Regions from separate parts of the Homo sapiens genome. Here region 1 is linked to region 2. The links are chromatin loops, found by intact Hi-C in ENCODE. Cell type or tissue: heart right ventricle. All regions are shown on one strand.

Evidence for each region. A loop is a pair of places that touch in the nucleus more often than their neighbours do. Peaks named below come from ENCODE experiments on the same cell type or tissue, not always from the same donor. Only the 100,000 strongest peaks of a DNase experiment are listed, where the experiment ranks them.
Region 1: it touches region 2 in a loop (5-fold over the local background); 4 of 110 quality-filtered maps call a loop at or near these places.

The regions. Positions count from the first base shown.
Region 1 is chr11:123,490,249-123,498,248 of GRCh38, reverse strand. All of the region lies in intron 2 of GRAMD1B (GRAM domain containing 1B), which reads right to left. Among named protein-coding and RNA genes, the nearest start is that of GRAMD1B, 64 kb to the right of the region's middle. RefSeq lists enhancers at 3,751-4,267, 4,268-4,784. In heart right ventricle, no CTCF peak of the experiment used is centred here; no DNase peak of the experiment used is centred here.
Region 2 is chr11:123,107,812-123,115,811 of GRCh38, reverse strand. All of the region lies in intron 1 of CLMP (CXADR like cell adhesion molecule), which reads left to right. Among named protein-coding and RNA genes, the nearest start is that of HSPA8, 50 kb to the right of the region's middle. In heart right ventricle, a CTCF peak has its summit at 4,232 (motif pointing left); no DNase peak of the experiment used is centred here; H3K27ac peaks cover 569 bases; H3K27me3 peaks cover 1,305 bases.

The DNA of each region.
Region 1 (8,000 bases), 380 kb before region 2:
AGTACAAGCTTGACCACAGTGAGGAAGAGCGCCAAGCAGGCTCTTGGGGTCCCCAGGTCCAGTTCAAGGCTCGTGGTCAGCATTTCTGGACCTGCTCTGGACCAGAGGGGAGCTCACTGCCCTGAAGGGTGGGTCCCAGGCCTGGCAGCATTCATCACAAGCGGAATGAAAAGTCTTTGGACTTTAAGTGAACATCAGCAGTGGCCTGGCAAAACCCCCTGTTGGCCGGTGGTGGTGGCCACAGGGAGAGGCTCCTCTGGCCGGGAAGGGGGAGGGAAGAGTGGGAAGAACTTTTTCTTGTGGTTTATATGCCAGCTTAGCTTACCATTTTTTTTTTTTTTTTTTTTTGAGACAGATTCTAGCTTTACCGCCCAGGCTGGGGAGTGGTGGCGAAATCTTGGCTCACTGCAACCTCTGCCTCCCGGGTTCAAGCGATTCTCCTGCCTCAGCCTCCTGAGTAGCTGGGATTACAGGCACCCACCACCATGCCCTGCTAATTTTTGTATTTTTAGTAGAGACGGGGTTTCACTGTGTTGGCCAGGCTGGTCTCAAATTCCTGACCTCATGATCCGCCTGCCTCAGCCTCCCAAAGTGCTGGGATTACAGGCGTGAGCCACAGCACCTGGCTGCCAGCTTAGCTGCAGTAGAATAGAACACCAGGTAAATTTCTAAGGTTTTTTACTTCAATCCCTGGCTCTAAGACAGCATCTCTGGACTCATCTGGGGCCTAGGGGAACTTGCTGCCCTGAAGGGAGGGCCATAAACCTGGCTGGCTTTGTCACCAGCTGATTGTAGAGCCCTAGGATCTTGAGTGAACTTACATGGTAGCCAGGTCATGGTTACAGCAGGCTTTGAGTGAGACTCAATAGTGTGCTGGCCTCAGGTCTGAACCAGTGCAGTCCCCATGGTGGTGGCGACAGGGGTGCTTCTGTTTCCCTACTCTCAGTTCCAGGAGGCTAACCACAGTGAGAAACTGCATTTGTTTGGGAGAAAGTAAGGGAAGAGAACAAGAGTCTCTGCATGGCAATCAAGAGAATTCTTCTTGATGTTCTCCAAGACCACCAAAGTGGCACCTCCATGAGTAGACAAGAACCACAACATTATTTGGTTTGGGGGCCAAATGCCTTCAAATACCTGAAAAGCCTTCACAAAAAGAATAAGCACAAACAAGCCAAGACTGTGAAGACTACAATAAATGCCTAACTCTTCAATGCACAGACACCAAAGAACATCTACAAGCATCAACACCACATCTAGGAAAACATGACCTCGTCAAACAAACTAAATAAGGCACCAAGGACCAGTCCTGGAGAAACAGAGATATGTGACTTTTCAGACGGAGAATTCAAAATAGCTGTTTTGAAGAAATTCAGAAATTTAACATAGCACAGAGAAGGAATTCAGAATTCTATGAGATAAATTTAACAAAGAGATTGAAATTATTAAAATGAATTAAGCAGAAATTCTAGAGGTGGAAAATGCAACTAGCATGCTGAAGAATGCATCAGACTCTCTTAATAGCAGAACTGGTCAAGCAGAAGGAAGAATTGGTGAACTAGAAGACAGACTATATGAAATATGAAAATACAGTTAGAGGCGACAAAAGAATAAAAAACAATGAAGCATGCCTACGAGATCTAGAAAACAGCCTCAAAAGGGTAAATCTAAGAGTTATTGGCCTTACAGAAAGAGATAGGGGTAGAAAGCTTATTCAAAGGGATGATATCAGAACTTCTCAAACCTAGAGAAAGATATCAATATTGAAGTACAAGAAGGTTATAGAGCACCAAGCAGAGTTAACCCAAAGAAGACTAGCTTAGGCATTTAGTAGTCAAATTCCCAAAGGCCAAGGATTTTAAAAAAGGATCCTAAAAGCAGCGAGAGAAAAGAAACAACATACAATTGAACTCCAATACATCTGGCAGCAAACTTCTCAGTGCAAACCTGACAAGCTAGGAAAAAGTGGCATGACATATTTAAAGTGCCGAAGGAAAAAAAAAACCTTTTACCCTAGAATAGTACATCTGGTGAAAGTAACCTTTAAGCACAAGGGAGAAATAAAGACCTTCCCAGACAAACAAAAGCTGAGGGATTTCATCAACTCCAGACCTGTCCTATAAGAAATGCTGAAGGGAGTTCTTTAATCTGAAAGAAAAGGATGTTAATGAGCAAAAAGAAATCATCTAAAGGTAGAAAACTCACATGTAATAGTACACAGAAAAACACAGAATATTATATCACTGTAATTGTGTTGTATAATGTACTCTTATCTTCCATAGAAAGACTAAATGATGAACCAATCAAAAATAATATCTATGGCAACTTTTCAAGACGCAGAAAGTACAATAAGACATAAAGAACAACAGAAAGCTAAAAAGCAAAATTAAAGTGTAGAGTTTTTATTTGTTTTTGTTTGTTAGTTTGTTTATGCAATCAGTGTTAAGCTGTCATCAGTTTAAAATAATGGGTTATAAGATAGTATTTGCAAGCCTCATAGTGACCTCAAATCAAAAAAACACACAACCGATGCACAAAAAATAAAAAACAAGAAAAGACAAAAAAAAAAAAAAGAAGAAGAAAGACAAACTTCGCATGGTTTCACTTATTTGGGGGAACTAAAAAGCAAAACAATTGAACTCATGGAGAAAGAGAGTAGAAGAATGGTTACCAGAGGCTGAGAAGGGTAGTGGAAAAGTGGGGGGAAGTGGGGCTGATCAATGGGTACAGAAAAAATAGAAAAAATGCGACCTAGTATTTGATAGCACAACAGGGTGATTATAGTCAATAATCATTGTACATTTTAAAATAACTAAAAGAGTATAACTGAATTGTTTGTAACACAAAGAATACATGCTTGAGGGGATGGACACCCTATCTTCCATGCTGTGACTATTACATCCCTGTATTAAAGTGTCTCATGTAACCCATAAACATATACACCTACTATGTATCCATGGAATTTTTTTAATTTTTTAAAAAGCATATTAGGGCTTGTATTTATATTTATGTTTATTCCATCTTATTAAAATTTGTTTCATTATATTACAGTATACATAAAATATTTAGTACAGAAGTACACACATAATTTATGTGTGTGTGTATGTGTGTCTGTGTGTGTGTGTGTGTGTGTGTGTATGTATATATACATATGGTATGTGCTCAAACAATTTTAGTGATAGGTGTTTGAATCCAAGCCGGAGCATCAACTTCTGGTACAATGACTTCCTCAATACCTAGAAGAGCAAGTTAGGAGTAGTAAAGAGCTCTCCCGAGCTTACATGATTAATCAGTGAGTGATTGAAAAGAGAACCCAGCAGTTTATCCCCTGACTTCATCTCAACCCTGGAGTACAAGGGAGGCAAAGAATGCAGCAGAGAGCAGGACAAGCCTAAGATCGGACTCTCTGTTTTGAGCCCCCGAGTTGCCACCCACTCACATTCCTTCTTCGCTGAGGCTGGTAGGAGGATGGAATTTCTCCCAGCAGGAAGTAGGGAAGCTGGGGAATAAAAATTACCATCCATCCTGCCAGTTGTCCAAATCTAAATCCCAACTATGGCATCAGCAAAGATAAGAGGAGTTTGCTGAGCTATAATTAACAACCCCCCTTTCTCAGGCACAAAGAAGAAGGGCTAGAGTAGGAGAAACAGAGCAGGTGATGGTTACACCTGCAGACAGTTCTGCTGACAGCCACAGAAGCAGCCAGGACTGCTAAAGAGGAGCTCTAAGCTGGGAACTTGGGGAAGCAGGAGCAAGACAGGAGCACTCACTTGCTTCTTTGCCCTGCCCTCAAAAGTCAGAGCTTAGCTCAGACCTAAAAAAAAAAAAAAAAGGCCTTAAGTGCTGTCTTCCACAAGACCATGTGACCCCCTAAGCATATGTGCAGGTGGATCAGAGAAAGGGGAACATGTGAGAGGTGGTCACAGATCAAAACATTTCCATGAGCATGAAAAGTTTAAAAAGGTTAATAGATGTGTAAAGGTCAGTCTTTGCCCTCCATTTGGGCTACAGTCACGAAATTCCATGATCCTAGAATGTCAGCATTAACAAAAAGTCGTATATGGTTATTCATTGGTTCATTTACTCATTTAGTAAGTAGTTAAGTATGATTATGTGCCAGGCACTGTGCTAAGTGTTGCGGACACAATAAAACAAAGATGGTCCCTGCTCTCATGCAATTTAGGGACTAGTTGGGGAGACAGACAATGATCAAGTCAACAAATAAATACAATTATAATGTGATTAATGCTAAAATGGAAAATAAGCCATTTATTTTGATGCAAGTGAGGGAGAGAAACCCTACTGGGACAAAGGGGTAAGAGGCAGCCTCTCTGAGATGTGACAGCTCCCAGGTGAGGAATCTGAGCTGAGAGCAGTTCGAGTGATGAGTCACTAACAGGGAGGAAGAACTCAGGTCTTCCTCTCCACCAACAGCACCACTATTAACAACATTGTTCCTGGGATCTGAACAATAGGAACATCTGGGGCCTCTACTGAAGCTGTTTACAAAGGGACACTTCCACTGCAGAATTTAATCAAAGTGAGCCTCTTCTGAGATGGGACCCTCTTCCTAATCAGCTGGAACAAGCTGAACACCTTCTGGGCCCACGTTCCACATGGAGTTCGAGTGGGCTGCCTGCGGGTAGGTCTGGAAGCCCGTCCACACAACTGCCACTCTGGGCTTTTCACCCCACCCTCAAGGCAGCTGTCTCTCACCAGGACAGTGAGGACCAGAGTTTATATAACTGGCTTCCCCTGGCAACTGGGAAGTCAAACATTACTTCTCATGGATTCATGTGTGGCTTCCCTTAATAAGTTTGCAAACCTCCTGCTCAAAACTCACTCTCCACACCCCTTGCAGGCTAAGCCCAGGCCTACTATTTGCTGACAGTGACACAAGCTGCCACTTACTGTGTGCTACGTCCAGACACAGTGCTAAGTGCCTTTCTTATTTTATCTCAGTTCAATCCCCACAAGCTCCATAAAGTAAGTACAATTATCTTCATTTTTCAGAAAGGAAACATTCAGAGAGGATGAAATGTTTTTGCAAAAGCACCACAGCCAGGATGTGGCAGAGCTGGAATTTAAACTAAGGTATTTTGGTCTCCAAAACCTGAGTTCCCCGCAGCCATTACTGAATCTTGTCCTTGCACCACATCACAGGATCAGAGACTTCCTTATTCTACCATTATCTGTTGAGAACCTACTGTGTGCAAGGCACAGCGCTGAATATCGGTACCAGAGAAGTCATCTAATCAGAGAGGGACACAGTCTTTGCTCACCAGCCCCAAAACTTTAGCCATGAGAAACCCTTGTCAATAGACAGCTAAACAATCACAGGCATCTATGCCTATGCGTGTGTGTGTGTGTGTGTGTGTGTGTGTGTATGTGTGAAAGAGAGAGACAGAGAGAGAGAGAGGATTGAGGTTAAGCCACCTACTGCCTCTAGCCTCTCCCTACCTCTGAAATCCATTTGGCCCCTCTTTCTGCCTTTCTCCTTCCTTTTCTCTCCTCACTTCATTCATTCCATCTTTCTCAGTGATGTTTCTCTTTACGCCAAAACAAAAGCAAAAACACACAAACCTGCCCATAAGTTTACATGATCCTCTCTCTTGAATGCCTGTCAGCCTTCAAATTTAATTCTAACCTTAGGGGCTGGAACCTCTTCCTCCTCCAGGAAATCTCCTTCTTCTAGTTACAGAGGCCAAGAGGGCAGGGCAGATTCAGCCAGGAGCCACTGCAGCCCATCTGCCAGGTATGGGGGCTGTTTTAGGAAAAAGCACCCCACATCTGATGCATGCTCAAATAATTCTGGAGTCAGACCAAAGTGCCCGACGAGGTGATATAGAAATGAACACACAGCAATGGCCCCAAACACCTACTGCTTAGGTCTCTGTAAGTGGAAGAGAATGATCCACACCCCAGAGACGCCAGCGCCCCTGTCCAGGGGATGCTACACAGGCAGACTACACTGTTCCCTACCGCACCTTTCTCAGGATTTCCAAGTTCTTTATGGACTGGAGCAACTTATCATAAAGGAGAAAAGTAATGGTCCCTGGCCAGTTATGAAGAAGGACCCGGAGGCCAAGGCACCTCGTTGGGAGGCACACAGTGAGGCACAGACTCAGTCTCCCAGTCAACATCCCAGCCACCCATACCCCTTGGCCTTTCCCTTCAGCCTCTTGCAATGGATCACCGAGTGTCCCTCTTGGGCAGGGACCTACAATATCTCCAAACATGGGAGCCAACCCAGGCAATCCCAAACCTAATCTCCAGGGTCCCCACCACCTACTTGGCTCGCAGAAAGGCCAGCTTCTTCCTCAGGGAGGAGACGTGGTAGTGACAAGCCTGCTTTACAGCAGTGCTGCAAGAGACGGTCTCTGGCTGTAGATTCTGCACCATGCTGGGCTCAGGGGAGGGCTGGCCACATGGCAGCTGGGACCTCAAGGGCTGGGGGCTCACTCTGGAGCTGCGTGGACTTGCTGCCCTTGCAGCTACCCCAGCTGTCAACTGTGGGCTCCTGCACATAAGCTCTCCCCTCCGTGTGGTTCAATATAAAACACAGGCAGATGGAGGGCCCAGGGTGGGCAAGCCTGGGGTCCTGCGTTACCGAGATCCCCTCTGCCTCCTGCCCAAGCCACAGCTCCAAATGAAGCCCTCCTCCATCTTTCAACATCTGGCAGAGCTCTGGGCACTTGGTGAGTTTCCTCTCCTCCTTTGTCCTCAGACAAGGAGGATGAAGCTGTACCTGCATGTGATGTCAGCTGCTGGTGCTGGGGGAAGGGGAGGGGCAGGGAGCACTGCTCCCAGAGGGTTTGCAACTTGGCTCTCTCCCCATGGTAAGGGATCACGGGAATGTCCGTGAGTCCATGGGGAATTCACTGGCCAAGCAGGTAGACGGAGCCAGACTATTCTGGAAATATGCTACTGGGGACATATTTCTGGAACAGAATAAGCAAAATTGAAAAGACTTCCTCTTCTACTAGGAAGCTACCTATCCCAGTGGCTAGACCTGAGTTGGCAGTGATGATCTTACTCTAGCATGACGTGCACCACCACACCTGCTAATTTTTGTATTTTTAGTAGAGACAGGGTTTCATCATTTTGGCCACGCTGGTCTCAAACTCCCGACCTCAGGTGATCCACCCACCTCAGCCTCCCAAAGTGCTGGGATTACAGGCGTGAGCCACTGCACCCAGCCACAAATGTCTTTTAAGGTACTTGGAGAAAAGTTGACACAAAAAAAGTCCCAGAATTAATTATATCCAAACATCACACTATTCTCATTCCACCTTCACTGATCTTAGTTAGGAGACATCATTTTCTATCACACAGAGAAAACAGATCCTGCTGCCGCTAACCTCCTCGCCTTCCTACCATAGCACCTAGGAACTCACCTGCATCCACCTCAATTAGTCTCTCCTGTTCAAGGGTAATCTTCTCACCTGTGATCTGACCCAACCTTCTCTTGCCTCCTCTAAAACTCTGCTTCCTTACCTTTCAATAGATGGCACCCCCTAGCTGAGCAAGCTGGAATCCTAGGACTCAACTCTGAACACCTCCCTTCTCTCACACCCATATGTACCCAATTCATGATCAAGCCCTGGACATTTTATCTCCTAAATATATCTTGAATTTGTCTGCTTCTTTTTTTCACTATCACCATCCACATTCCAAGACATGAACATCCTTAGCTTGGATACAGTAATAGGCTCCTAAGGGCCTCAGCTGATCTCCTAGTGTCCATGAAACAGCCTCTGTGTTTTTGTAAGCAATTTTTTCATAAGCAAATCTGATCCTGTCATCTCCCGTCTCAAAGATCTTCAGTGGCTTCCTGGGCTCTTAAAATAAAGACCAAGACCCTTTTGACTATTCTTTCTTGCTTCTCTATTGCTATATCCTGGTCATCCTGGCCATCGAAGCGCCTGCCTCATCTCATTCATATCATCTCATCTGTCTCACATCACTGCTTCCAATTCACCCTTCTAATCTTTGCCCAAGCC
Region 2 (8,000 bases):
GTATGCAGCAATAGATAATATAAAATATAATATACATACAGAAGAACACAGCCATCATAAAGAGCTCAACAAATTTCGTGAAATGGTCACACCCAAGTAACAAGCACCCAAATCAAGAAATAGAACCGGCACCTTGGAAGGCCCCACCATGTTCCCTTATATTCACTACTGCTTACTCCAGGAGTAACCACTACCTAGACTTCTAACAGCACAGATTTTTTTTTTCTGTTTCTGTACCCTGGAATCATATAGAATGGAATCCTATAGAATGTACTCTTTTGTGTCTACTTGTTTCTGATCAGCATTACATTAATGACATGTAGTTTCTGAAAGCCTACTCTAAAATGCCATTGTTGAATCATAATATTTAATCTATTCCAAATAACAGTAAAGAAGACTGTGAGTTTATATATATGTAAAAAATGGGAGTCTAAGTAAAGAAAAATAAATTGAAAAACATTTCTAGGCCAGGTGCAGTGGCTCACACCTGTAATCCCAGCACTTTGAGAGCCTAGAAAAGAGGATCGCTTGAGCCCAGGAGTTGGAGACCAGCCTGGGCAACACAGCAAGACCTTGTCTCTACCAAAAAAAAAAAAATTTAAATTAGCCAGGTGTGCTGGTGCACACTTGTAGTTCCAGATGCTCAGGAGGCTGAGGCAGGAGGATCGCTTGAGCCTAGGAGATTCAGGCTGCAGTGAGCTATGATCACACCACTGCACTTCAGCCTGGGCAACAGAGCGAGACCCTGTCTCAATATATACTTTTTTGTAGATGACCAAGAGTAGAAAACATGAAGGTGAAAGCTTTAAGGGGAATCCAGAGCAAAAAATTTGTGTTAGCTACCTATACTGGGTAGCAGTCCAATATACTGTTCAGGGTATAGGTCTTAGAGTTAAATGGCTGGATTAGAATAGTGGCTCAATTCCTCGTAATCTGTGCGATCTTGGGCAAGTTAATCTTTCTGCATTTCAGTATCTGTCTGTAGAATGAAGATAATAGTGCTTACTTCACAAGATTATTGAGAAGATGAAGAAATGGAAATGAATATAAATCAAGTACCAATGCTTTGCACATAATAAGTCCTCAAAAATTACTATTATTAAGAAGTGTTACATTTGGGGGTTTTAAAAATTATAGGTTGCCAAATTTGTACTATCTGTGATTTTTATCATGTAGGACATGATTTTCCTGTGAGTAGAAAATGCAGGGCTGGGAGTGGTGTCTCACGCCTGTAATCCTTGCCCTTTGGAAGGCCAAGGAGGAAGAATTGCTTGAGCCTAGGAGTTCAAGACCAGCCTGGGCAACACAGTGAGACTCCCCCATCTCAAAAAAAAAAAAAGGAAGGAAGGAAGGGAGGGAGAGAGGGAGGGAGGGAGGGAGGGAGGGAAAGAAAATGCAGCTCCTTCAATTCTTTGTTTCATGGCTCTTCTGCCCCTCCTTAGGGAGAGTGAATGAGAGGAGCAGGGATGAAGTTCAAACCAGTCATCTTCTCTCTTCGTTATTAGCTTTGATAGGAAAGTGGAAGGGGCAGGATAAAACTAAAGGCTGAATTGAGGATTTGTCAGTGGATTTTAATTATCAACATAATCTCAATTCTTCCTGGCCATGGATCCCTAACAATCGATTATTTTCTTTTTCATAGTAAGTCTGTGTCTATTTTTAATTCCCGCCCCCTCTGCCTCTGTTCGAATCTCTCTGACGAAGGTAATAAAAGATTTAGATTTAGAAAGCGACTTCACATTTGGAACGAGACAGCGACTATAAATAGACATGTCAATGAAATAGGTTAGCATGAGATCTGGATCTCTGAGAGTCTCGGAATCAAAAGCATACATTCTTGCCTGATCTGTGTACTGGCACAGGCATTCTTGCCAGGGTGTTCAAGCAGTTGTGTGTGTGTGTTTCTGCATGTGTAAACATGAATACATGCATGGAACCATAAATAGCATATTATCAAGGACAGAATTCAGAGAGGTACCTGCTGTATTTCTGAATGGTGGAGTGATCTTTGTGGACCAGATTGTTATCCTTATCCTGACAATTATTACTGGAGAAATCAACACAAAACATTACTCCCAAATAGTCAACCCCCAGTCTGTAGAATAGCAGTGCAGCTTCCAGGCACAGTATGTTTTATTACTGACCATCCTCCTTCCCACCACCAGACTTTGAGAACCTATCAGGACGAAGGGTCCACAGTGATGTTCCGATCTGCCAAACGCAGAAGTCAGCTTGGCAACTGGTTTGCTAATCACTAAGGCTGCCATTCAGTCTGGAAGGTCATCGCCTGCCAGGTATAGCTGCTAAAATTCTAACGTACTCTTCAAGGTCTGGGATAAACATTTCTTTTACTATGAAGCCATCCCTGATCACATTAGTGATCTTCCTCCACTAAATTCCTAAAACAGTTTGACTCTTACACAATACTGACGATCGTACACTGCCTTGAACTGGGTGCCTGTTTTGTGTCTCTATTTGATTGTGATCTCTTGATACACAAAAGACAATGTCATTCATTTCTGTATCCCTGGCAGCACCTAGAATGGTAACAGGTGCTGCTCACATTTATTGAACAAATATGCACTCCAGGTTACTCACCTCTGGGTGCCAATTATTTTGTCAATGTACCTGCTAATTTGTGGTACCCACAACTGGAAGCATAAGGGGTGTTTAAGAAAATGTTGTAGCATCAGTATCCTTGAATATGTTATGATATACAATAATTAAAAATTGGGTACTGGGTGAGTGTGGTGGCTCACGCCTGTAATCCCAGTACTTTGGGAGGTCGAGGAGGGCAGATCACAAGGTCAGGAGATCGAGACCATCCTGCCTAACACGGTGAAACCCCGTCTCTACTAAAAATACAAAAAATTAGCAGGGCGTGGTGGCGGGCACCTGTAGTCCCAGCTATGCAGGAGGCTGAGGCAGGAGAATGGCGTGAACCCGGGAGGCGGAGCTTGCAGTGAGCCAAGATTGCGCCACTGCACTCCAGCCTGGGTGACAGAGCGAGACTTCGTCTCAAAAAAAAAAAAAAAAAAAAATGGGTACTAACAGACCTGTCAAGATCTTGGAACCGTTTTGCCGTGATTTCAGATCCCCAGTGACAATAAGAGAATGTAAATAACTTGATACATTTCAGCTGCCTAGTTTTAAATATGAAATTGGCCTGCAGATGGCCGAGCACAGCGGCTCACGCCTGCGATCCCAGCACTTTGGGAGGCCGAGGTGGGGGGGCTCACCTGAGGTCAGGAGTTCGGGACCAGCCTAACCAACATAGTGAAACCCCATCTCTACTGAAAACACAAAATTAGCCAAGCGTGGTAGCGGGCACCTGTAATCCCAGCTACTTGGGAGGCTGAGGCAGGAGAATCACTTCAACCCTGGAGGCGGAGGTTGCCGTGAGCCGAGATCACACCACTGCACTCCAGCCTGGGCGACAAGAGCAAAACTCCGTCTCAAAAAAAAAAAAAAAAGAAAAAGAAAAAGAAAGAAAGAAATTGGCCTGAAGGCAAGATAGTGACCAAATGACCTTCTGTGGGCCTGCCCAAGCTTGAGATTCTACATTACATATAGTCAGAGCATTCCAGGGTTTCGTAATTTACTGGCCTAGAACAAAAACTAAACTTTAAGCTTGAAAGAGCCTTCAGAGTTATTTTGCCAATTCCTTAATCTCCCTGAAGCCATTGGGGCAGACGTGTTCCGTTCCTCGTTGCCTTTTCTTATTAACTATCTAGAGGCCATAGTTGACCACATCTGATGAATTGATTTGTTTCATAATAAATTCCACAATTAAAATAAGTTTTTTTCCGAGCCAGGGGCATCACTTGAGACCCAGAGTTCAAGACCAACCTGGCCAACATGGTGAAATACCGTCTCTAAAAAAATAAATAAGTCTTTTTTGGTCTTAGACAAACAAAGTAAACATCTGCTTCAGTTGGAATAAGTTAAAACAGTGATCTTAAGTTATTAAAGTAGTGTACGTTTCTATTTCCTGGGAAAAGTTCCTCTCAAATGCCTAACCGTATTTTCTAAGATTTTCATTTTTTCCATGGGCCTTTGAACATTCAATGCACGTGGTTGGAAATTTAGCACATAACCACAAATGGCAGCAAAGTGCTTATAAGCTTAAATCCAAAGTAGTCTGTCATTCTTTGTCCATTAGAATCCTTGTTACTAAGAATAACTACCTTAAAGGTGAGGCCTGGCTAATCCTCCCTAAGTAAATTCTGCCCCCTTGTGGATTAAAAGAGCAACAGAAAGGAAAGAAATGCTGTAGTTGGATGGGCCAGTTCTTTTCAGTTCTTTGAAAAAGCGCTTCAACAATCTTGAAAAGTCCCTTCAACAATCTTGAAAAGTCATGTTAATAATGGAACAAAACTATGGCCGGGCATGGTGGCTCACACCTGTAATCCCAGCACTTTGGGAGGCTGCGGTGGGCCGATCACCTGAGGTCAGGAGTTCCATGCCAGCCAGGCCAACACGGTGAAACTCCGTCTCTACTAAAAACACAAAAATGAGCTGGGTGTGGTGGTGTGCATCTGTAATCCCAGCTACTTGGAAGGCTGAGGCACTTGAACCCAGGAGGCAGAAGTTGCAGTGAGCCCAGATCGTGCCACTGCACTCCAGCTGAGGCACACACACACAAAAACCACACACACAATGGCACAAAACTAGACCTTTTGTATAAATTGTGTAAGCGCTCACTGATGGTGACAAAATACACCGACAGTATTTTACACTTGTATTTTATATTTCGCATCACATTCAACTAAGACAGGGCCTTGAATATACTGAGCACTCATAATTATTAGTAGTTCATAGAATATTATAGTTAGAAAAGACATTAAATATTGGGTTTAACATCCACATATAAGGACCCCTTTACAGCTACTCACACACTCTCATTTGAATGACTCCAGTAATGGAAAACTCACTAAACAGTAGAGCTCTTTCTCTTATCAGACAGCGCTGTTACAGAGTCAGTCAACATATTAAGCCCAAATGGCATAAGCCCTTTCCTTCCTTTCCCTCAACTTCTCCCTTTTCCCTCACTCCTTTTCCCCATCTTTCTCCTCCTCTAAAACTAACCCACAGACTGGGAAGGAAGTAGATGCTCAATATCCGGCCCCCCTTGACTGACGCCCGCAGCTCAGGTTGTCACCTTGGTCTTTGTACCAACACCATTTTTTTTTCTTTGAGAAGTTTCGGTCTGTTGCTCAGGCTGGAGTGCCGTGTTGTGATCTTGGCTCGCTACAGCCTGCACTTCCTGAGTTCCAGCAATTCTCCTGTCTAAGCCTCCCTAGTAGCTGGGATTACAAGCAGGAGTTACCACACCTGGCTAATTTTTTTTTTTTTTTTCTGACGGAGTCTCGCTCTGTCACCCAGGCTGGTGTGCAGTGACACAATCAGGGCTCATGGCAACTTCCACCTCTCGGGTTCAAGCGATTCTCCCATCTCAGCCTCCCAAGTAGCTGGAATTACAAGTGCCTGCCAACACGGCCGGCTAATTTTTGTGTTTTTAGTAGAGACGGGGTTTCACCATGTTGGGCAGGCTGGTCTCGAACTCCTGACCTTGTGATCTGCCCACCTCAGCCCCCCAAAGTGCTGGGATTACAGGCGTGAGCCATCGCATGGGCAACACCACTTATTTCAAGGACTCCAGGAAGAAATATCCCCTTTGGAGGGATGGAAGGAAATAACTAGGCACCATAATGATTCCGTAATTCTGACCAAAGGAACAAAATGCAGTAAACCTATTACTTGTTTTGTGGCCTTTTAAATGATGGAAGGTAGCTACAATGCTGCCCCTTGGTCTTCCATCTTCATAATTTGTTCACCTATAACTGCATTAGCTGTTCCTCATATATTTTTCTCACCCTATCATTTGCCGGTCATGACTCCCCGAATGCCCCTTTTTGTCAATGTCCTTCCCAGTTTTCAGCATCTAAAACTGAACACAGTTGCTCTGGATATGCTAGGTTGGCTAGTATAAAGTACAATGGAGATGTTACTCGGTGTTTGGAACATCGAACCTCTATAAATGCGGCCACATCATACTGGTGGTCAATAAATCTCTTGGTTCCCCATGTCCTCCAGGTCTTTCCCACCCTGGACTTGTGTCTCACTGAAACTTTAACATTTGCTTCCATTCAATTTCTTCTTGCTTTGGGTCAGAATCCCAGCCAGCAGGATAACTATGTACCTCAGGTGTGTCCAACCAGATTAGCTCTGCTACCTAGCTCTGTGCCATCCACATTTACAAACATGATCTCTGTGTTTCCAATCTGCCGGTTTCAAGGAAAAGACAATCATCTTCGGTGTGGGGAAGGAAAAATAATAAAAACTAGTGATGGAATATCGGCAGTGTGGCCTTAGCTGTGTGGTCATCCTCAGTCTTCTCTTCTCTAAAAGAGTTGATAACATTGGCTCTCACGGGCTCAGATCGATAACAAATGATAACATTTGAGTCACGGGTTCACATGAGATCATGCAGTTGAATCAGTTAATTGTTCATTGTTAAATTAATATCAGGTGTCAACGATCCTCTTTTGAAGGATTTGAAGGAGTAGGAGAGACTATCATCACCTTTGTATTCTTAACACCATCCTTGCCTGATAGGTGAAAAGCTCAGTGCAGTTTTTTAATGTGGATAAACACTTGCAAAGTTCCTACTGAGACAGTTTTTCACAGAGGGGAAGGGAGGCAACTCAACCATTTTTTTTCTTTCTTTCTTTTTTTTTTTTTTTTTTTTTGAGACAGAGTTTCACTCTTGTTGCCCAGGCTGGAGTACAATGGCGTGATCTTGGCTCACTGCAACCTCCGCCTCCTGGGTTTAAGCGATTCTCCTGCCTCAGCCTCCCAAGTAGCTGGGATTATAGGCATGCGCCATCACAACCTGCTAATTTTGTATTTTTAGTAGAGACAGGGTTTCTCCTTCTCCATGCTAGTCAGGCTGGTCTCGAACTCCCGACCTCAGGTGATCCGCCCGCCTCAGCCTCCCAAAGTGCTGGGATTACAGGCATGAGCCACCGCGCCCAGCCAAGTTGATCATTTTTAATCAGTTTGTGTTTAATCTGAAAACTTCTCCAACTATCTTCCATCAGTGTCAGGTTCTCCCTTTTCCTCATTCTCCTCCCTCCCACTCTCCTCCTTTTTCCTTCTCCCATCCCCCACTTCCCTTCCTCTTCCTTTCCTTTCCCTCACCTTCTCCCTTTTCCCTCATTCCCTTTCCCCATCCTTCTCCTCCCCTAAAACCAACCCACAGGCTGGGAAGGAGGTAGAAGCTCAATATCCGGCCCCCCTGACTGAAGCCCAAAGCTCAGGCTGTCACCTGGGTCCTTGTATCCACACCCCTAATATTAAGGACTCTAGGAACAAATATCCTCCTTGGAGGGGTGGGAGGAGATAACTAGGCACTGTATTGACTCCCAGATGTCTGAAATTCCACTGATAACTTGCAAGCTTCATTCCTTTGGCTTTAGGCTTTAAACTGTTTAAGTACCAAATATATGTTTGTATTTAAAAAGACAGTAAAATGTCAGGGATTTAGCAGCTCATAGTAAATATGGTCTTCTTCTTCTGAAGACTCTCATAAAAGGAGTGGACTGGAGAGGTTCTGGGGTTGGGCTGGGTGTGGGATTGGGAAAGCAAATGGCAGAGGAACTTCACTAGTTCGTGACAAGGGAGGCTAGGGGGAGCTGATCGGAGAGGACAGGTGGTGCCATTAGCTTCCAGGTGCTCCCTCCGTCTAGAATTCTTTTCCCTCCCTCTGTGTGGTAAAAACATGCCTGTCTCTCCAGAACTACCTCCATCCTTACTCACTGCAGTCTTCCTTAATTGCTCGTCAGGAATGACCTTCTCTACAATATTATCAATTTTCTTAGGTGTGCTAAGATGGCTGTTGTTGTGAGGAATAACATGCTTATTTTTAGGAGATGTGCACTGCAACATTTAGACTTAGTGTCATGCCATCCACAACTTGATTTCAACTGGTACAACAA